2 separate regions of the Homo sapiens genome follow, and region 2 is linked to region 1. A link is an interaction called in ENCODE POLR2A ChIA-PET data of the cell type or tissue named here. Cell type or tissue: K562. All regions are shown on one strand.

Evidence for each region. ChIA-PET counts read pairs that join two places held together with the same protein. Peaks named below come from ENCODE experiments on the same cell type or tissue, not always from the same donor. Only the 100,000 strongest peaks of a DNase experiment are listed, where the experiment ranks them.
Region 2: POLR2A ChIA-PET joins it to region 1 with 6 read pairs; 4 of 35 experiments call an interaction of 5 or more read pairs at or near these places.

What each region holds. Positions count from the first base shown.
Region 1 is chr10:92,300,434-92,305,433 of GRCh38, reverse strand. All of the region lies in intron 1 of MARCHF5 (membrane associated ring-CH-type finger 5), which reads right to left. Among named protein-coding and RNA genes, the nearest start is that of MARCHF5, 12 kb to the right of the region's middle. In K562, no CTCF peak of the experiment used is centred here; no DNase peak of the experiment used is centred here.
Region 2 is chr10:92,461,759-92,466,758 of GRCh38, reverse strand. IDE (insulin degrading enzyme) reads left to right here. Exons shown (of 25, transcript NM_004969.4): 20 at 916-1,083; 21 at 2,756-3,028. Among named protein-coding and RNA genes, the nearest start is that of IDE, 110 kb to the left of the region's middle. In K562, no CTCF peak of the experiment used is centred here; a DNase peak (open chromatin) is centred at 2,178.

The sequences.
Region 1 (5,000 bases):
CCTTTGTAAATATTCTTTTTTTTTTTGGAGACGGAGTCTCGCTCTGTTGTCCAGGCTGGAGTACAGTGGTGCGATCTCAGCTCACTGCAACCTCTGCCTTCCAGGTTCAAGCAAATCTCCTGTCTCACCCTCCCGAGTAGCTGGGACTACAGGCACGTGCCACCACGTCTGGCTAATTTTTTGTATTTTCAGAAGAGACGGGGTTTCACTTGTTAGCCAGGATGGTCTCCATCTCCTGACCTTGTGATCTGCCTGCTTAGGCCTCCCAAAGTGCTGGGATTACCGGTGTGAGCCATCGTGCCTGGCCCTGTAAATATTCTTAACTCACCGTAACATAGAAATCAAATTGTTTTATGCTCACTGTAAACATTTTTAAATTATTTGGTTTTTAATTTTAAACAATAAGTAAAATGCTTAAGGTATTTTTTCCTAAGGAAACAAGGTTAAATTAATTTGGGGAAAAAGATAATGCGAATTCAGGATATTCTAGCTGGTTAAAGAACCTGGACTTTGGAGCCAGATTGTCTGGGTTCAAACCCCTGCTAACTACATAGGTTTAATGATAGAATCTCTTTCACAGAGTTGTTGCAAAGCAGGGGTTCTTAATCTGGGGTCCATGAAAAACTTAGGGGGTGGGGATCGGTAAATCTGAATGAGGGGAGAAAAACCATCACGTTTATTTTTGCTAAGCTCTAAATAAAATGTAGCTTTTCTTCAATAATGAGTGCAAGCAAACCACAGTAATATTAGCAGCACAGCAATTAGAAATGAGTATAGCAACCAGAAATTTTCATATTACTTTACAGCTGTAGAGATCCCGAAATAACTAATTTCAAATTACAATGAGCTAAATGTTATCAGGCCAACTGATAAATCTTGTATTTTAATGTGTTAAAGTTCATATTACTATTTTAGGCTTTTAATATTTTGATAGCTGTACTTCAATATAATTGGTTTCATTTCTAATCCTATATATTTTGTTTTATTCTTTCAAAAACATTCTGAGAAGGAACCCATAGGCTTAACCAGACCACCAAAGGAGTTTTAGCATAAAAAATGTTTTATGTTAAGGTCCCCTATTGTAAAAGATTAAACATGTGATTAAGAAACTGCTTAAAAATTGCCTAGCACATATATAACCTCCATATGACCACTAGCAATAACAACATTGACAATGATGACAGTGATGGTGTCAGCTTTCCATTCAAGTTCCTAAAATTTATGGATGCAGTTTTCTTACCATTAGCACATAAAGCAATTCTACTTGGCACCCTGGCATTCAGTGGAAAATGTTCTGGATTCCTAGTCATTTCCCCAATTTTTCAACAGGCCACGCCACTACTTAAGATCTTAAGATTCATTTAAACCCTTTCAATTCATTTTCTTTCACCCTTATTACCCTTCTGGTAGCTTTTCTAAATGCCACCTACTTGCTGATGTTACTCCTACACCATCCTATTCACCAAGTTGGGGCATATTCATTTACAAAGCAAAAGGAGATCTGGGAAGTATCATGATTGGTTCAGGGAACAAAGAACAAATCACTGTCATTATATGAAGACAACAGAAGAGAACTAAACTAGACAAATCTAAGGACTATTACTTATTCCTAAGAACAGATGTATAGTCTTACTGGTATGGGTAATATAATTCCATGTGATTTTAAAATTATGATGGTTTTTGCCAGTTATATAGTAAACTAATAAAGAGTAAACAGTAAAATTTATAAACAGTTTAAGGAATATACATGACAAAATTGCCCTAAATCTAACATTATTCAAGATCTCCTCCTAAATCCACTTGAGTACCTAATAAGTACATTCATTATTTGATGCCACAAGGAACTACATGTAAGGAACTTCCAGTCTAGTTAACGAACAAACATGCATACGAGGATCACAAAAAAACCACTATACCAAGCATTAAGTGCCAAGAAAAGTTGTTAGAAACCTTAATACAGAAATGTGATGAGAGACCAAGAAACAGGATGAAACAGCTGAGGTTTCAAGAAAAGGAAATAACTACAGATGAGAATTCAAGTTAGAGTGGAAAGAAAAGGTATTTGAAGAAAAACAGAGTAAGCAAGCTTAGAGATGGAAATGAACATATATTCATAGACCAATGTGGTTGGAGCAGAAAGATTTTAAGATGAAGCTAGATATTACAAACCAGTTGGGAAAGGATGAATAACAAAGACAATCTCACTTCACAGGGTTCATTTGTGACTAATTTACAGTCTATCTGATCAAACAGGTTAATTATTTTTAAAGTATGTAGAAAAAAGTGAGGGGGGCTTTATTTATCAAAAAGATAGTTTCTCACTGGCACTAAATTAAGCAAGATAGGTACAGTAACTTAAAAAACAGCTGGTAGTAAAGCCTTTGCAGACTCAAACTGCAGGTGTTTCTTTTGGATTCTTAGGAAATTCTGGGAAATCAGACTCCTGCCTGAGAAATCACTGTGATGAAAATTGGAATGTAGCAGAATAGAAGAGTGAGAATATAGAAAGCAAGCGTGGAATAAGCTTTAAATTGCTGCTGTTGTATTATATATGGTGCCATAATAGTGTATTTACATGACTGCTCTAAGGAAAGAGAACAAGCACTCCTCAATTTAGAACAAGTTTGGAGATTCATACTGTGGTTAATGTAAGGAGGGCTCTATTTGACAAAGAAAAAGACTACATGTTAGGCCGGGCACGGTGGCTCACGCCTATAATCCCAGCACTTTGGGAGGCCGAGGTGGGTGGATCACCTGAGGTCAGGAGTTGGACACCAGCCTGACCAACATAGAGAAACCCCGTCTCTACTAAAAATACAAAATTAGCCGGGTGTGGTGGTGCATGCCTGTAATCCCAGCTACTCAGGAGGCTGAGGCAGGAAAATCGCTTGAACTCGGGAGGCGGAGGTTGCAGTGAGCCGAGATCGTGCCATTGCACTCCAGCCTGGGCAACAAGAGCAAAACTCCGTCTCAAAAAAAAAAAAAGAAAAAAAAAGAAAAAAGAAAACTACGTGTTGCTTATTTTGTCTCAGGATTAAAAGTGTCACACCCAAGAATTGTGAAACAGAAAGCACACTATTAGGGAGACTAATATGTCCGTTCATCCTAGTGGAATGGAAGTTAAAGTACCTGGATCTATCAAAGACATATAACCACAATCATGACACATTACCAAAAAGAAAAGGTGAGAATACAGTCAGCCCTCCAACTGAGGGTTCTGCATCTGTTCATTCAACTAATCTCAGGTAAAATACATTTGGAAAAAAAAGAGTCTGTACTGAACATGGAGGGACTTTTCCTTGTTATTATTTCATAACAATACAGTATAACAACTATTTGCATAGCATTTACACTGCATTAGGTATTTTTTTTTTGAGACAGAGTCTTGCTTGTCACCCAGGCTGGAGTGCAATGGCGTGGTCTCAGCTCACCGCAATCTCTGCCTCCCGGGTTCAAGCGATCCTCCTGCCTCAGCCTCCCAAGTAGCTGGGATTGCAGGTGTGTGCCACCATGCCCAGCTAATTTTTTTGTATTTTTAGTAGAGATGGGGTTTCACCATGTTGGCCAGGCTGGTCTCAAACTCCTGACCTCAGATGATCCGCCTGCCTCAGGCTCCCAAAGTGCTGGGATTACAGGCGTGAGCCCCTGCACCCGGCCTGTATTAGGTATTATATGTAATCTAGAGAGAACGTAAAGTGTACAGGAGGATGTGCATAGGTTATATGCAAATACTACACCATTTTATATCAGGGACTTGAGCATCTACAGAGTTTGGCATCCTTGGGAGGTCCCAGAACCAATTCCCCACGAATACTGAGCAATCATTTATTGAGTATAGTATATTCATGCCGTGCCTTTTGTCTTTGATGTTCATAAACTCTGAAAGCACAATTAATCCCATCTTAAACAAGAACCAAAAGCCCAGAAAGGTTAAGTGATCTGGCCAAGGCCACACAGTAAGCAGAGAGGCATGGATGCAACCTGGGCCATGACTCCAAATCATCAGCTTTTTTCACTGCACCATGCTGCCCTATGTATAGTGTATTCAGAGAAAAATTCACATTTACATTTCCCATTTCTTAGAAAATTACAGCAGTACAAAAAATACGTGTTTCATTTTACTAAGGTACTTTAAAGCAGCCATAATGTGCTTCCTCCAGAGAGGCAAATCCCTTTCAGTTTACTCCAATGGGCCATATAAATATTGTCATCTATGTGAACTACGGCATGTAAAGAATTAGGAGGCAGGTCAGGCGTGGTGGCTCATGCCTGTAATCCCAGCACTTTGGGAGGCTGAGTGGGGAGGACTGCTTGAGACCAGGAGTTCAAGGCCAGCCTGGCCAAAACAGTGAAACCCTGTTTCTACTAAAAATACAAAAAATTAGCTGAGCATGATGGCACACACCTGTAATCCCAGCTACTTGGGAGGCTGAAGCATGAGAATCGCTTGAACCCGGAGGCTGCAGTGAGCCAAGGTTGCACTACTGCATTCCAGCTTGGGCAACAGAGTGAAGGCTCTGCCTCAAAAAAAAAAAAAAAAAAGAATTAGGAGGCACTGAAGATGAACTGCTACATGAGTCTGGAGAAGAAGAGAAAAATATTTCTGCAGACATGGTCAGAAGAGCATTATAAACAAGGCAGAACCTAACTAGGTCTTGAAAAATGGGTAGAGCTTTGAAAGAAAAGATGCCAAACAAAACCCAAAAACAAAAACCACCTTATGTTTGGAAGAAAGTGCGCAAGCCAGTTTGGCTTGGGCAAAAGACTTGGGTACTTATACACTTATTCATAAAGAGAAGAAAGGCTTTAAAAAGGCAGTTGGTGCCAGCTATGTACGGCATATCTTAAACATAATAGGGAGCATAATAAATGGTCTGTGAATAATGGTGAGTGTCCTGAAGGACAGGCTAAAGAATATGATCTCTTTTTTTTTTTTGAGACAGGGTCTTGCTCTGTGGCCCAGGCTGGAGTGCAGTGGCATGGTGCAATCTCAGCTCACT
Region 2 (5,000 bases), 160 kb before region 1:
GTAATCCCGGCTACTTGGGAGGCTGAGGTAGGAGAGTTGCTTGAACCCAGGAGATGGAGGTTGCAGTGAGCCGAGATTGCACCACTGCACTCCAGCCTGGGTGACAGAGCCAGACTCCGTCTCAAAAAAAAAAAAAGAAAAGGGCCAGGCGTGGTGGCCTACATCTGTAATCCCAGCATTTTGGGAGGCCAAAGCAGGCGGATCACCTGAGGTCAGGAATTCAAGACCAGCGTGGCCAACATGGCAAAACCCCGTATCTACCAAAAATAGAAAAATTAGCCAGGTGTGGGGGCACATGCCTATAGTCCCAGCTACTCAGGAGGCTGAGGCAAGAGAATTGCTTGAACCCAGTAGGCGGAGGTTGCAGTGAGCTGAGATGGCACCACTTCACTCCAGCCTGGGTGACAGAACAAGACTTTGTCTCAAAAAAAAAAGTACAAAAAGGCTAGAAGGATGTGAGGTGGGTGAGGGAGAGAGGCTTACAGGCCACGTTCCTCTCTCTCTGCTTTTTTTTTTTTTTTTTTTTTTGAGACAGGGTCTCACTCTGTGTCTTGGTCTGGAGTGCAGTGGTATACTCACAGCTCACTGCAGCCTCAAACTCCTGGGGTCAAGTGATCCTCCCGCCTCAGCCTCCCAAGTAGCTGGGACTATAAATGTGAGCCATGGCACTGGCTCCCCTCCTTCTGATGAGAGGGAACTTAGTGCTGCCAATTTATAATTAGTAAGTTTGACTGTTGGTCAAAGTTGGACATGATCAGAAAAGTGAAATCAATGAAATACAACTCCAGGCTTCTCTACCTCCCTTTTCTATTAATGTCTAAATTATCATCTGTAAGTGTGGGCAGACATAGCATTGACTTTATTAAACCCCAAATAAGTTTTTGAACTTGCTGCTGTCTTTTTGAAACTTCCTAGGAGGATGGTTTGTTTATCAGCAGAGAAATGAAGTTCACAATAACTGTGGCATCGAGATATACTACCAAACAGACATGCAAAGCACCTCAGAGAATATGTTTCTGGAGCTCTTCTGTCAGATTATCTCGGAACCTTGCTTCAACACCCTGCGCACCAAGGAGCAGTTGGGTGAGAGGAAAGTGGGGAAATAGCAGGGTACTGTAGACTTTGATGAATTATTTTCCCTGTAAAACATTTTCCACATTTTCACCTAACACTGTATATCAGGCATGGTCTACTTAGAGAGACTTGAGAAAACCTTATTACAGAGAATCCACTTCTAAAAGATAAGCAATCACTATCTTATGGACATTAAAGCAATTATTTATGAGATGATACTGCATATTACATACATGTCAATAAAGAGGGCATTTTAGGTGGGGGAAAAGGATACTAAGGACAAGCTTATGGGTAGCAAGATGAGAAATGAGCCATCCAGAGGAGCTTAGATTCACTAAAGCCTGAGTTCCTTGAGGGCAGGTATTATCTCTCATTCGTCTTTATATCCCAAGCCTGGGACATACAGAAGGCACAGCAAGTGTTCCCAGTTTTAGATACTGTTAAAAGTCTTGAGGTACTGGCAGATTTGATCAATGAGGAAAGAAGCTCAAAGAAGCCCCAGTAATGACAGAAAGGAACCAGTGAAAAAAGGATGAGTCTCTCCAAGTACCCATCATTGTTTAAATACCCATTGTGCTAGGTGCTGGACATGGAAAATGGATGCTCTGGATGGTCCTTCCTTTCGAGGAGCTCACAGTCAAATCAGGATGGCAGGCCTGTAAAGGAATAATTTTAGTACAGCATGGTAAATGTTATTATAAGAGCTCAAACTATTGGCCGGGCACGGTGGCTCACGCCTATAATCCCAGCACTTTGGGAGGCTGCGGCGGGTGGATCACCTGAGGTCAGGAGTTCAAGACCAGACTGGCCAACATGGTGAGACCCCATCTTTACTAAAAATACAAAGATTAGCTGGGCGTGGTGGTGCATGCCTGTAATCCCAGCTACTCAGGAGGCTGAGGCAGAGAATCACTTGAACCCGGGAGGCAGAGTTTGCAGTGAGCGGAGATCGTGCCACTTGACTCCAGCTTGGGTGACAGAGCGAGACTCCATCTCAAAGAAAATCAAACTGTGAATGGCTATGTTGAAGATAGAAACTTCCTCAGAAGTGAGACCCAGAGGCACCACAGCTGTTGGAGGTGGTAGATCAGGGCAGGGCAGCTGAAGGAGATAAGCCAAGAGCTTGGTTTTGAAAAGGTGTTGAAGGAAGGTAGTGCATGTCCTCATGAGATAACATGGAAGTATGACTTTTAGTTAGCTTGATCTCTAGAGAGTTGCATTCTGAATTAATTGGTTCAGGAATGGATTATCTAACAAGAAATACAGTAGGAGAGCCGTGTTCATATGCGGAACTTGGATGTTAAAGGAAACACAGCTAGGACTGTCACTAAGGGATGAAAATGAGTCCAGCATTTTATATTCTGGGAGTAACTTTAGCATAGATTGAAGAGGATTAACTCACAGAGAGTGAGGAGTGACAAGATGGGAGTTTGAATAATGAATAGGATTTTTTTCCTAAGAAGAAGAAAAAGTCATCTCCAACTTTGTAATTCTTCAGAGAGCTCTTCTGCTCTGTCCTTAGGAACTGAAACCATCTTAAGTGCTCATATTTCTTTAAGAGGTGAATACTCTAAAACCTTAAACTAGATTTTATTTGCTCAGACAGGTTAGTTTTTGAAGGATTAAAAATGACCCAGGTCTCAAATGCCACGGTCATGACTGGCTGATGTCTGTGTTTCAGGCTATATCGTCTTCAGCGGGCCACGTCGAGCTAATGGCATACAGGGCTTGAGATTCATCATCCAGTCAGAAAAGCCACCTCACTACCTAGAAAGCAGAGTGGAAGCTTTCTTAATTACCATGGAAAAGTCCATAGAGGACATGACAGAAGAGGCCTTCCAAAAACACATTCAGGCATTAGCAATTCGTCGACTAGACAAACCAAAGAAGCTATCTGCTGAGTGTGCTAAATACTGGGGAGAAATCATCTCCCAGCAATATAATTTTGACAGAGGTAAGGTAAAATTAGGGCTCCAACATTTATGGCATTCAAGTAACATTTGATTAAGGCCATTCTACAAAATGGTATTCATTTTGTAGGTGATATTCCGTTACCTATTTGGGGAGTTGGGGTGGGGGGATGGCTGGCACTTCCAAAGAACTGTTACTTAATTTAACCCCAGTTTTCTGTTAGAAACCTTATCTCTTTTTTTTCCCTCCAAACCTAGACCTGGATCTACCCATATCTCACAATAAAGTATTAATAATTCAATTTCACATTTTTGTTTCATCAGTGTATCCTGAGATTCTGATCACAGATACCTAAGTATCTATTTCCCATAATACTAAAAAAATGAGATAATACCAGATTGAACCCCTTTGAGGCAAATGCTGCCCTTGAGGCACAGGAGTTCAAACATTTGCCTGTAGGGATCTCCAAAGATTTTTCACTCCTTTCAGATTTGGGAGAGCTGTGATTCTTGAAGTCTCTTGTCTTGAATCAGCTTCCTTTCACCTTGCTTCTAGAGCATAGATTAACAACGGATTGTGCTAAGCTGTACTAGAAGTCAGAGGATGTGGGTTGTGTTCTTACTCTGACACCAACAAGCTAAAAATCTTGGTCAAGACACCTTTTTTGGACCTCAGTTTCCTTACCCATAATTTTTATTTTTGTTTTGTTCTTTCAGAGAGTATCTCACTCTGTCAGCCAGGCTTGAGTACAGTGTGTCATCATAGCTCACTGTAGCCTTGAATTCCTAGGCTCAAGCGATTCTCCTGCCTCAGGCTCCCAAAGTGCTGGGATTACAGGCGTGAGCCACCACGTCCAGCCTACTTATAATTTATCTAGCAGTTGGATTCACTATTAATGATAATACTGTCTCTCATTTATTGAGCATTTGCCGTGTACCTAGCAGTGTTATTGTCATGTATCTTTTTCCTAATTCTCACTGCAGCCCTTATTAAGTAGTTATTATCCCCAATTTCCAGATGAGGAAACTGAGGCTTAGAAAAGTTGAGGTGACTGGCCAAGATCCAAAAGCTCATAACCAGAGAGCCAGGATGTGAATCCAGGCTGGCCTGGCTCCTGAGCCAAGGCTCTTACCCATTGCACTACATCCACTTATTATTTTTTTTTTAAGATGGAGTTTCGCTCTTGTTGCCCAGGCTGGAGTGCAATGGCACGATCTCCGGCTCACCGCAACCTCCACCTCCCGGGTTCAAGCAATTCTGCCTCAGCCTCCCAAGTAGCTGGGATTACAGGCATGTGCCACCACTTTGTATTTTTAGTAGAGATGGGGTTTCTCCATGTTGGTCAGGGTGGTCTCGAACTCCCAACCTTAGGTGATCCCCCTGCCTCGGCCTCCCAAAATGCTGGGATTACAGGTGTGAGCCACTGCACCTGGCCTTTTTTTTTTTTTTTTTTTTTATGAGACAGTTTTGCTCTGTCGCCCAGGCTGTAGTATAGTGATGTGATCTTGGCTCACTGCAACCTCTGCTTCCCAGGTTCAGGTGATTCTCATGTCTCAGCCTCTCCCGAGTAGCTAGGTCTACAGGCATACTCCACTATGCCTGGCTAATTTTTATATTTTTAGTAGAGATGGGGTTTCACCATGTTGGCCAGGCTGGTCTCAAACTTCTGGCCTCGAGTGATCCACCTACCTTGGCCTCCCAAAGTGCTGGGATTATAGGCATGAGCCACTGTGCCCAGCCAACATCCACTTACTTTTATTTGAAATCAAAGCAAATGGTCACGTAAAAATGTGGATGCTTGGCTAGGCACAGTGGCTCACGCCTGTAATCCCAACATTTTGGGAGTGCGAGGCGGGCGGATCACGAGTTAGGAGATCGAGACCATCCTGGCTAACACGGTGAAACCCCGTATCTACTAAGAATATAAAAAAGAAAAAAAAAATTAGCTGGGCATGGTGGCGGGCGCCTGTAGTCCCAGCTACTTGGGAGACTGAGGCAGGAGAATGGCATGAACC